Regions from separate parts of the Homo sapiens genome. Here region 1 is linked to region 2. The links are chromatin loops, found by intact Hi-C in ENCODE. Cell type or tissue: PC-9. All regions are shown on one strand. Links, peaks and the distances in the headings refer to the core of each region. The heading gives the core; the rest is flanking DNA.

What was found. Hi-C counts contacts between places; a loop is a spot of excess contacts. Peaks named below come from ENCODE experiments on the same cell type or tissue, not always from the same donor. Only the 100,000 strongest peaks of a DNase experiment are listed, where the experiment ranks them.
Region 1: a loop joins it to region 2, with 4 times the contacts of the local background. A loop is called at or near these places in 3 of 110 quality-filtered maps.

The regions. Positions count from the first base shown.
Region 1 is chr4:166,591,791-166,597,186 of GRCh38, forward strand. No RefSeq gene overlaps it. Among named protein-coding and RNA genes, the nearest start is that of SPOCK3, 640 kb to the right of the region's middle. In PC-9, for the core only: a CTCF peak has its summit at 2,742 (motif pointing left); no DNase peak of the experiment used is centred there.
Region 2 is chr4:166,088,904-166,094,299 of GRCh38, forward strand. It overlaps TLL1 (tolloid like 1), which reads left to right. Exons shown (of 21, transcript NM_012464.5): 19 at 2,225-2,438. Among named protein-coding and RNA genes, the nearest start is that of TLL1, 220 kb to the left of the region's middle. In PC-9, for the core only: a CTCF peak has its summit at 3,225 (motif pointing left); no DNase peak of the experiment used is centred there.

The DNA.
Region 1 (5,396 bases), core at 154-5,153, 500 kb after region 2:
AAATTTAAAATGTTAGTTTAAACTTTGGTTAGTTAATAAAACATCTATTTTTTAATATAGAAATTTTACAGGTTTCTAAAGACTATTAATTTAAATTTAATATGTGTCTAGGCTCTTTACATTGATCAAAATCGTAAAATTGTAATTTAAGCCAAGAAAACATTTTTTAATGATTTGCAGGATTACGAGATGTCATAGTAATAAACCCTTTGAACTTGAATAATAAACTCTTTAAAAGAGATAAAATATTAAACTATAATTTCATTAAGCATAACTTTATATTTTAAGATTTAAGCAATTTGTGGAAATAATTTACCATAGAATTATGGGCCCTTAGAAATATGCTAGAGATGCAAACAGTGTGAATTGAGAATTAAATGCAGGTCTTCTGCCAAGTAAAATGTATCCTAACATTTTTTCCCCTCTGTTATAAATCAAAGACAAGATACAATTATTTTTAATACAAAAAATAATTTGTTCAATAACATTTCCACATATTATGAATATAATGTAAACTCTTTTGAATATAAATCTCATTTGCACATATAAAAGAATACTTGCAAAGCTCTAAGAGTATAACTTTTCTTCTTGTAAAAGTACAAAGATTTTTACTCAAACTCAAAATTGTTTCACTACTACACAAAGTAATAAAAATATTTAGTATTTTTTATATATTTTGCATATTATTGAAAATGTACTTAATTGGTTCTTTCTAAAGTATAAACAAAAACTTCAGAACAATATTTTATGGTCGATAAATAGCAAAAATTTCCTATTACTATATGATTAAAAAGCTAGTAAATATTAATCTACGAAGTATGAAACCAATGAAGAGAGTTGTTCTTTTATATGGATCTAAGTAGACTGTCTTCTAGAACTGAAGAATAACTTTACTAAATGCATTTCCCTTTCGTTTGCTGATGAATGTCTCAACTGGACTTGTGTTACTCATTTTCTGTCTAAATACTCTTTAAAATGTTAATAAAAAGAAAAAGGAAAATGCAGAAATTTTACAAGTAAAATTCTAATTACAGAAATTTTTACAAGTAAAATTACATGTTGGTAACTTTATTTTTTCCTCTTTCTCTCTATTTTTCTTTCTCTCTCCCTCCCCCCTCCTCTTTCTTTTCCTCTCTTTAGTATACTTAGCTTAATACTGGGAAAACTTGAATATTTATAGCTCCAGAGAAGAGGCCAGTGGATGGCGGAAAATAAATTTTAGAATGTTATGTAGTTATATTTCAGTTAAATTTAGAGTATTTCTTGCCTTTTTTTAAATTTTGAGTTTTCTTTAGTTAACAGAGGTGGAATATTGATTTTAATACCATTATAATCTTCTGTGTTACCAAAAGCTTTATGGAAATATTTACTGGAAACGTCTCACTACCCAAAAGCTTTAAAGTAACTGGAAATTTTAATAAAAATTGGACACTATTTTCAGTGATAATGTAAAAATCCTACACTCATTACTATTATAAATCTTGTGGCAAAACACTAGATTTGTAGAGATCTCATAGATAGCTTTTAAATTTTATAATGTGCACATAGAGATGGGTGGATAAATGTTCTTTTAGTAGCTATGGAAGCAAAGTCATATTAGATCACTTTATTGTCATTAACATTTTGGAACATGCTAATTTTATGTTAGACAACTGGCTAGCAGATGGATAGCAGAAAGACAGAACTTCCAAATTACACATAAATATGCTTGTAAAATGAATTAGGATAGAATAAAATAGCAGAAATAAGTAATGAAGACCCACCCAAAGGATAAATCAATATAGGTACCATACAATATTCCTTTCATTGTTCAGTTTTTATATCCAGAAAATATTCCCATCATTTAAAGTCAACTAATTTTAAATAGTATCTTACTATAACATAGAACGCATGTTGCAGTACAATCACAGACAAATGGCTTACCAGTTAAAATCCTGTGATTAAAATCCAACAGAATTCTCTTGAACTTTTGCCTTCACATCAAGCAGAGCTTTTACATTTATTTTTCATTTACCCAAACTTCTGGGTCACAATATGATAATTTAAAAAATTAAAGTGGTGACACTATAAGATGACAAACTAGGAGTTCTTTGGTTTTACTCCTCTCCGCAGAAATTCAACTAGTAGCTATCCACAGACAAGAATACTACTGTGAGTATACCAGAACTTGGAAGTGAAGCTGAGATATCCTCTCGGACCACAAAACCAAGAAAAGCCTTGATCAAATGGTAAGAGGGATGGCTGTCTTTGACTGTGTCACCGCTTCTCCAGGACAGCATAGCACCACACAGAGAGAATTTCCCCAGACTTTGAGTTTTTATAGTGGGAAAAGTGAGTTGGAAGTGAACATTCAGCTTCTGTGATCCTTCACAGGAGGCTCACACCTGATTCATTTCATAGGAAACCTTGGTTATATCAATAAGCTAAACCATCTGGGGTCAGTTAGAAACCAAGAACAGGGATGGGGCTCACAGCAACAAGCATGTAGATCTTGGTGGTTGCTCTGCATGTTAGCCAATGAAGAAAACTACCCACCAGCAGTTTTCTGCATTACACTGCAGAAAACATGGTCAGTGGGTCTTCCAGGCTTAAATCTCTGGATGGATTCCCAATACAGCCCAGGAGCTCTCATTGAGTCTTCCCCAGGTTAATTTTAGCCAGCCACTGTGCCAACCATTAAAGCCAAAAGGCTTCAGTCAGGATGGTGCCAGCTGCAGCAATCCTGGACTTAGTGTGCCCTCTAGTGCTACAACAGCTGCAGTGGTCATGGGTTTAGGGATCACAACCTGCTCAGAATGTCTGGACAGGTTTACTGTTGAGGACATTCTCAGTCAAAGCCAGACTGCAAAATCTTCAATAAATATATAATCTTTAAATGAATAGATATTGATGCACAACTAAAAGGATCAAGAACAACCAGGGAAATATTATTATATCACCAAACAGACAAAATAAGCTGCCGGTGACTGACCATAAAGTAAAAGGGATGAATTAACTGCATTCTAAAGAAATTAAAATAGCTCTTTAAAGAAAACTCAGCAAACTTAAATAAAACATAGAGTAATGCATCAGAAATTTAGAGAAATTTAAGAGATTGAAATAATAATAAAAAAACAAGCAGAAATTCTAGAGCTGAAAACACAATGAGCAAAATGAAAAATAAAATAGAGAGCGTCAACAGCAGACAGAAAGAATCTGTGACCTCAAGACAGGTTATTGGAAAACATATTGCTAGAGGAGAAAGGAGAAAAAAATAATGAAAAGTAGTGAAGAAAGCTTACTGGACTTACAGGACACAATTACAAAGGCAAATGTTTGAGTTATTGGTGTCAAGAGGGAGTAAAGAAAGATAAAGGGAGTAGTGTATTTATAGAAATAATGGTAAAAAAAAAAAAAACTTTCCAACCCTGTAGAAGGATATAAATATCCAAGAACAGGAAGGTCAAGAGTCTCCACTCAGATTCAATTCAATTAAGACTACCCCATGACATAACGTAGTCAAACTTTCAAAATCAAAGACAAAGAAAGCATTCTGATAGTAGCAAGAGAAAGAAACAAATAATATGTAAGGGAGTTCCAACACACCTAACAGCAAATTTCTCAGCAGAAATCTTACAGGCCAGAAGACAGTAGGATGATATATTCAAGGTGCTGAATGAACAAAACAAAACAAAACAAAACTGACAATTAAGAAAATAGCACCCAGCAAAGCTCCCTTCAGAAATGAAGAAGAGATAAGACTTTCTCAGATAAATAAAAGCTGAGGGAGTTCATTATCACAAGACCTACCTTACAAGAAATGCTAAGAGAGTTCTTCAAGCTAAAACATACAAAAAATGTTAATGGGTAACACAAAAACATTGAAAGTACAAAATCCACTAGAAAAAGTAAGCGCACAGTCAGAGTCAGAATCCTTTAATTCTCTGTTGGTGGTATATGAATTGTTTGTATCTTTAGTATGAGGATTAAAATAAAAATGTTAAAAGTAATAATAATTACAATAATTTTAAGGAATATGCAATGTGAGGAGGTGTAAATTGTGACAACAAAAATTCAAAATGGAGGGAAGTGAGTAAAGTGTAGAAGGTTTTATTTGCAATCAATATTAAATTGTTATTAACTTATATAGTTATAGAGTTAAAACTGTACAATGTTTTGTCTAAGTTTCATGGTAACTACAAAGCAAAATCTTACACACACAAAATAAAAACAAGAAATCAAAACATACTGCTAAAGAAAAATTAAGCAAAAAAAAGATAGAGGTAAGGAAAGTATCTGCAAAACTACAGCATAAATAACAAAATGGCAGTAATAAATTTTTACCTATGAATAATTACTTTAAACATAAATGGATTAAATTTGCTTATTAAAAGCCATAGTATCGTGCAATGGGTTAAAAAAAAACAACAACACAAGACCCACTTATATGCTGCCAACAACACCACCAAAAAACAAAACAAAACAAAAAACAAAAAAGCATACTTCACCTTCAAGGAAACATATAGAATGAAATGATGGGATAGAAAAAGATATTCCACAAAACTGGATATTTAAAAAGAGCAGAATAGCTATATTCAGATAAAATAAACTATAAATTTAAAACTGTTAAAAGAAGACAGATGAGGTATCATATACTGATAAAGGGGTCAGTTTAGCAAGGGGATATCACAAATGTAAATAAAAATGCACCCAATATTAGATCACCTAAATATATAAAGCAAACATTAATAGATCTGAAGGTGAAATTAGACTGCAATACAATAATAGCAGGAGATTTTTAAACCCACTTTCAGCAATCGACAGACATAGCCTTCTTCAGTGGTGAAGCCCTCACAGAAGCCCTGCTAGCCTTCACAGAAGCCCTCCTATTGTAGAGGGGAAATATAGCATTGGATACCCAACAGAGAGTTCCCACTGGGGCACTGCCTAGTGGAACTGTGGGAAGGGGCCCACCATCCTCCAGATTTGAGAATGATAGAACCACCAGCAGCTTGCACCCTGCACCTGGAAAAGCAACAGGTCAAATTGAGCCTATGAGAACAGCCCCAGGAGCTGGAACCTGCAAAGCTGCAAAGGTGGAGCTGTCCAAGGCACTAGAAGCCCACCCCTTGCACCAATGTGCCCTGGAGGTGGGACATGGTGTCAAAGGGATTATTTTGGAGATTTAAGATTTAATGACTGCCTTGCTGTGTTCTGAACTTGCACGGGGCCTGTAGTCCTTTTAATTTGGTTGATTTCTTTTGGAATGGAAATGATTATCCAATGCCTACACTTCCATTGTACCTTGGAAGTAAACAACATTTTTTAAAAAATTTTATAGGTTCATAAGTAGAAGGGATTTGCCTTCTTTCAGATTAGATTTTGGACTAATAACTAGTTAATGCTGGAATGAGTTA
Region 2 (5,396 bases), core at 263-5,262:
TTATCTCATTCATTCAGTCTTCAATGGACCAATCAACGGACTGAACATGTGTGGTCTGTAAACTCTGATTCCAGCTTTAGCCATTACTTATAGCAAATACTTTAGAATGCCACTACCTCCAACTTTCTTAAAATACTCTCTTCTATGCAGCAGGTTTCCCTGGTTCTTTGCTCTTTATATTTACAGATTAGTGACTTTAAATCACAATCAAAAGAGATACTTGCTCAACATGCAGTGGTTTTCAGATATTCTTTTCCTGAACCAATGTTTTTCCTCTTGAAATAACATTATATTTATAATTCAGAAGCTTAGTTTCATATTTAGTAAAGAACTCTAGGTGCGGTTAAGCCAATTTTCTCATAGTGGTTTCCTATCAATTACAAACTGATGTTAGGAGTGTATATATGTACACAATGGTAATAGAAGCAGACTGCTATTTCATGAGAGGCAGAAAATGAGATTTAGTAGGCCCTGTCTGTAGAATTTTCATACTTGAGGTTGGCCATAAACGTCAGCTAGGTTTTTGGGTAAATACATTGACAGGTTTATGCAAACATCCATATACTTATTCAGAATCTTCTGCATCCTACGCAATGTGTGTACTCCACTGGGTTACAGAGATTAACAAGTGACACATTCCTTCAGTTATCACCTGCTTTGCATGTTGTGCTTCAGGATAAATAGACTCTACTGATGTCTCCTTGTTCACTGTATTTCCCTACGCTGTCTTCTCTTTCCAGTGAGATTCTTTGTGGTATGTTCAGTCTTTTTGTACTAGCCAGTATCTTTGATCAAATGAAGTAAGCCTTCCTTTTCATCCATAATGATTATAACAAACAATTACTCTAATGCTTATTGGTTATAATTTTTTTTATTTCTACTTTTTAAGTAGAGTGCAGTGGAAAGAGACAAAAGAGAGATCAGCTTTTTTTCCCCCTTTTCTTTCTTCCGTTAAGTAACTCCATTCCTTTCTTCTACTCCCTAGTTAATATGAATTGTTTATTTCATTTCTTTCCTCACTCCTCCGAAGTCAGAAGTGATAGTGGGTGATGTAGTGTGGTATGGAATAGACAGTGGATTCACACTGAGACAGAGCAATTTTTAGTCTCTTTTGTTTTGTATGTCTTCAATTAGACTGAACATTATGATCACTTCAGTAAAACTGTATCAAAGAAAATAAGTATATTAAAATTTATGTGCCAATATTTTGTTGGAGGGATTATAGCAAATTAACAAAGTTTGAAATATATTTCATACTTTTTCATGTTTATTTGCTTTATAATATTTTAGTTTTCTTCTATAGACTTAAGTAGGAATGGCGGCTTTATTTCTTCAATGTATGATGGTTTTTCTGGGGAAAGGAAAGAGCCTTTGGCAATGGCAAATAACCTGTAATTTATGTAATTATTAATAGCTTGGACAATATTATTTTCAGTCCATCTCAATTAAACTTTGCTTTGTGATCTGTAGTGTGTTATACATTTAATTATTTTTTATTTTAAATGTGCTAAGTCACACAGATGAAAATTACAACACAGGTAAATTAGAATAGTTTTTAAATGTCATAAATAAGAGCAAAGCATTCAAACTCTCCAAGATGTCCAATATTAAAATAAGTGTACCATCTACATGAAAAGTAAATTAAAAATATTCTAGCATTAAGTATTATCAGTGTTTGCTAATGATATGGTTTGTAAGAGCTAAATAAACAAATATATAGTGAAAATTATTCTCCTTTCATTTATGCTATGAAGATTTGTTGCATTTAAGTTTTGTAAAAATATAATAATACTTTATTGAGTTTAGTTTAAGTGCCTAAGGGTAGGATAATGTTCAACGGGTTCTATGATTATCAAACCCAGAAGGACCCAATCTTTTAATATGATTGTTTGAAATTTTCTGATGAATCCTTTGGATTAAATTCAGAATAAAATACCATTTTTTATATTCTGTTTAAATTCTGAGATTGAATTGCAATAGTAGAATTGGTTTTAATAGCCAAATAGTGGAATTTCATATGAAGTTATTACATTGTTTTCCTCATTGTGTCTTTTTAGAGATTACATATTTTATTGATTTCACCTTTCTTAATTATGCTGTAAATGTGTTAAATTATTAGTATGCCCTGAACATATTTTATTGATATGTATTTCTGTCCCAAAAATTATCTCATTTTGAGTGATTTGTTTTTTTTTAAAAAAATTATTTCTTCTTTTTAAAAAAGGCCTTTAGTGAATTTGAGATTGAGCAGCATCAAGAATGTGCTTATGACCACTTAGAAGTATTTGATGGAGAAACAGAAAAGTCACCGATTCTTGGACGACTGTGTGGCAACAAGATACCAGATCCCCTTGTGGCTACTGGAAATAAAATGTTTGTTCGGTTTGTTTCTGATGCATCTGTTCAAAGAAAAGGCTTTCAAGCTACACATTCTACAGGTCAGCAAATTCAAGTCATGCTTCTCTTTTTTGACTGAGATCCAGGTTTTTCTTCTGGTGAATTTGGTTCAATAATAGGATTGTAAATAAATCTCCAAGCATAGCAGATAAAATTTCACTGAAGCACTTTGTGAAATATTTGCAGAACCATACAGCATCCTACCTAAAGATCTTTGCAGTTGTTGAGTTTTAGGAAAACCCTAGTTTCTGTCTGATTTGTGATCAGTGCAGTTTGTTTAAGTAGAACAGTGCAGTTTGTTTAAGTAGAACTGTACCTAAATATTTATACAATGTATTTCATATTAACATTAGCAGTTTGATTTACATGTTATATTTAACAGATAGAAATCTATGGCTTGTTATTAAAAATGTGTGTTTTATCTAATAACCTATCTGATTAGCTAGATTTTACATTAATATATTTTTATAAATAAGTTTAAGACTGATCTATTTGACAGAGCCTCTATTTTTCCTTTGTTTATTTGGTATGCAACATGATCTTTTGCCTAATCCTACTCTCTAATTTACTCTTACAGATTTCGACTAACTGCTCTGGAAATCTTAAAGAAATAGAATTTAATTTAGAAAAATATGAAAAATTTTAGACAAAAATATAGAGTAACATTACTTATAGTTTGGAGACAGTTTAGTTATATGTTCCATAAAATATCTAGAGAATGTGCCCTTTTCATTCAGTTAAGACAGTATATCAGTTAAATGTATATTAGCTAGTCATTTAGCTTATACTGACACCTAGTGGCATTGCTGATGCATAAACGATTGATACACGGGAGAAATTTGCCTTGGTGGAAAACACAGTATAAAAACAATACAAATTCATCCATGAAATAATTTTAGTGAAATTTTGTCATGAATTTCTGCAGATTGTTTTTATTCTTTCACTTGATTTTGTAATTCATAATTTTAACTATTCCATTATCCAACATTATTTTTCATTCTAGTATATTTTATTATGAGCATTAGATTTATATTGAAGTCTGTGATAAAGATATTGTCAGGATACTAATCTGATTAATAATAGTAATCATTGGTCTTCTATCAATAATGCAAATTAATTGCTTCTTATGATTAATATAAATATAAATATTATGGCATGAGGAAAATCTTACATGGACCAGAGAAATGTCAGGCTAATGAGAGATTTTCCACACATTTGACATTTACTCTTTGAATATTTTTCTTATAACTTGTCACCTAATGAAGGGGTGGAAAAATAAAATCCTATTACTTAATCAATATTTCACTGATAGCGCAGAGTTCATCAGATTTTAGAAAATATCGTCATCATAGGTTCCAAGAAGGTAGTGTGAAAATATACTGTCAAAACTGTTTAAATAGCTGATGATATAGTATTTTAAGATTATGTATTTTTTCTTAGTTTTATAAAAACTTACTTTTATACTGTCTCTTTTTACCCCTTGTAAGTGGGATAACTGAGGTTCCATTATGTCCCAGTGTGTTGGTACATCTGGGTTCCTGCTACAAGTGAACCCTTAACTAGCAGGAAACTTTTGAAAAGATCATTTCTTCAGATCTCAGTTTTCTCATCTGTAAAATAATACTCCCAAGGTTACTTACAGCAGTAAAACTCCATAACTCCCTAATTTGCATGACTTCTGCCCGTGCACGCCATTTGCGGTGTTTGCATTATGATTAACATTCCATTGAGATGATCTAATTTTATCTTAATAGAGGTCATGTGAAGGGGTGGCCTGCCTCTCCACACCTGTGGGTATTTCTCATCAGGTGGGACGAGAGACTGAGAAAAGAAATAAGACACGGAGACAAAGTATAGAGAAATAATAGTGGGCCCAGGAGACCGGCACTTAGCACACCAAGGACCTGCACTGGCACTGGTCTCTGAGTTCTCTCAGTTTTTATTGATTATTATTTTCACTATCTCAGCAAGAGGAATGCGCTAGGAGAGCAGGGTGATAATAGGGAGAAGGTCAGCAAGAAAACTTGTGAGCAAAGGAATCTGTGTCACAATTAAGTTCAAGGGGAGGTACTATGCCTGGATGTGCACATAGGCCAGATTTATGTTTCTCTCCGCCCAAACATCTCAGTGGAGTAAAGAATAACAAAGCAGCATTGCTGCCAACATGTCTCGCCTCCTGCCATAGGGCGGTTTTTCTCTTATTTCAGAATTGAACAAATGTACAATCGGGTTTTATATCAAGACATTCAGTTCCCAGGGGCAGGCAGGAGACAGTGGCTTTCCTCTATCTGAACTGCAAGAGGCTTTCCTCTTTTACTAATCCACCTCAGCACAGACCCTTTACAGGTGTCGGGCTGGGGGACGGTCAGGCCTTTCTCATCCCACGATGCCATATTTCAGACTATCACATGGGGAGAAACCTTGGACAATACCCGGCTTTCCAAGGCAGAGGTCCCTGCGGCTTTCCGCAGTGCATTGTGCCCCTGGTTTATCGAGACTAGAGAATGGCGATGACTTTTACCAAGCATACTGCTTGTAAACATTTTGTTAACAAGGCACGTCCTGCACAGCCCTAGATCCCTTAAACCTTGATTCCATACAACATATGTTTTTGTGAGCTCAAAGATGGGGCAAAGTGGCTGGGGCAAAGTGGCTGGGGCAAAGTTACAAATTAACAGCATCTCAGCAAAGCAATTGTTCAAGGTACAGGTCAAAATGGAATTTCTTATGTCTTCCCTTTCTACATAGACACAGTAATAGTCTGATCTCTCTTTCTTTTCCCTACAGTCATGTATTGTGATCCAATGGTAGAGAATGCACTGGGCATTTTAGGCATACACACATAGTTTACATAGATATTTGAATCCTCAAAAGAACTGTATGACATAGATATTATCCTCATTTTGCAGACAAAGACAGTGAAAATCTGGGTGATTAATTTGCAGTTTCTAAAATAGTGTCAAAGCCTGGATTTTATTCTAATTCTGATTGTCTCCAAA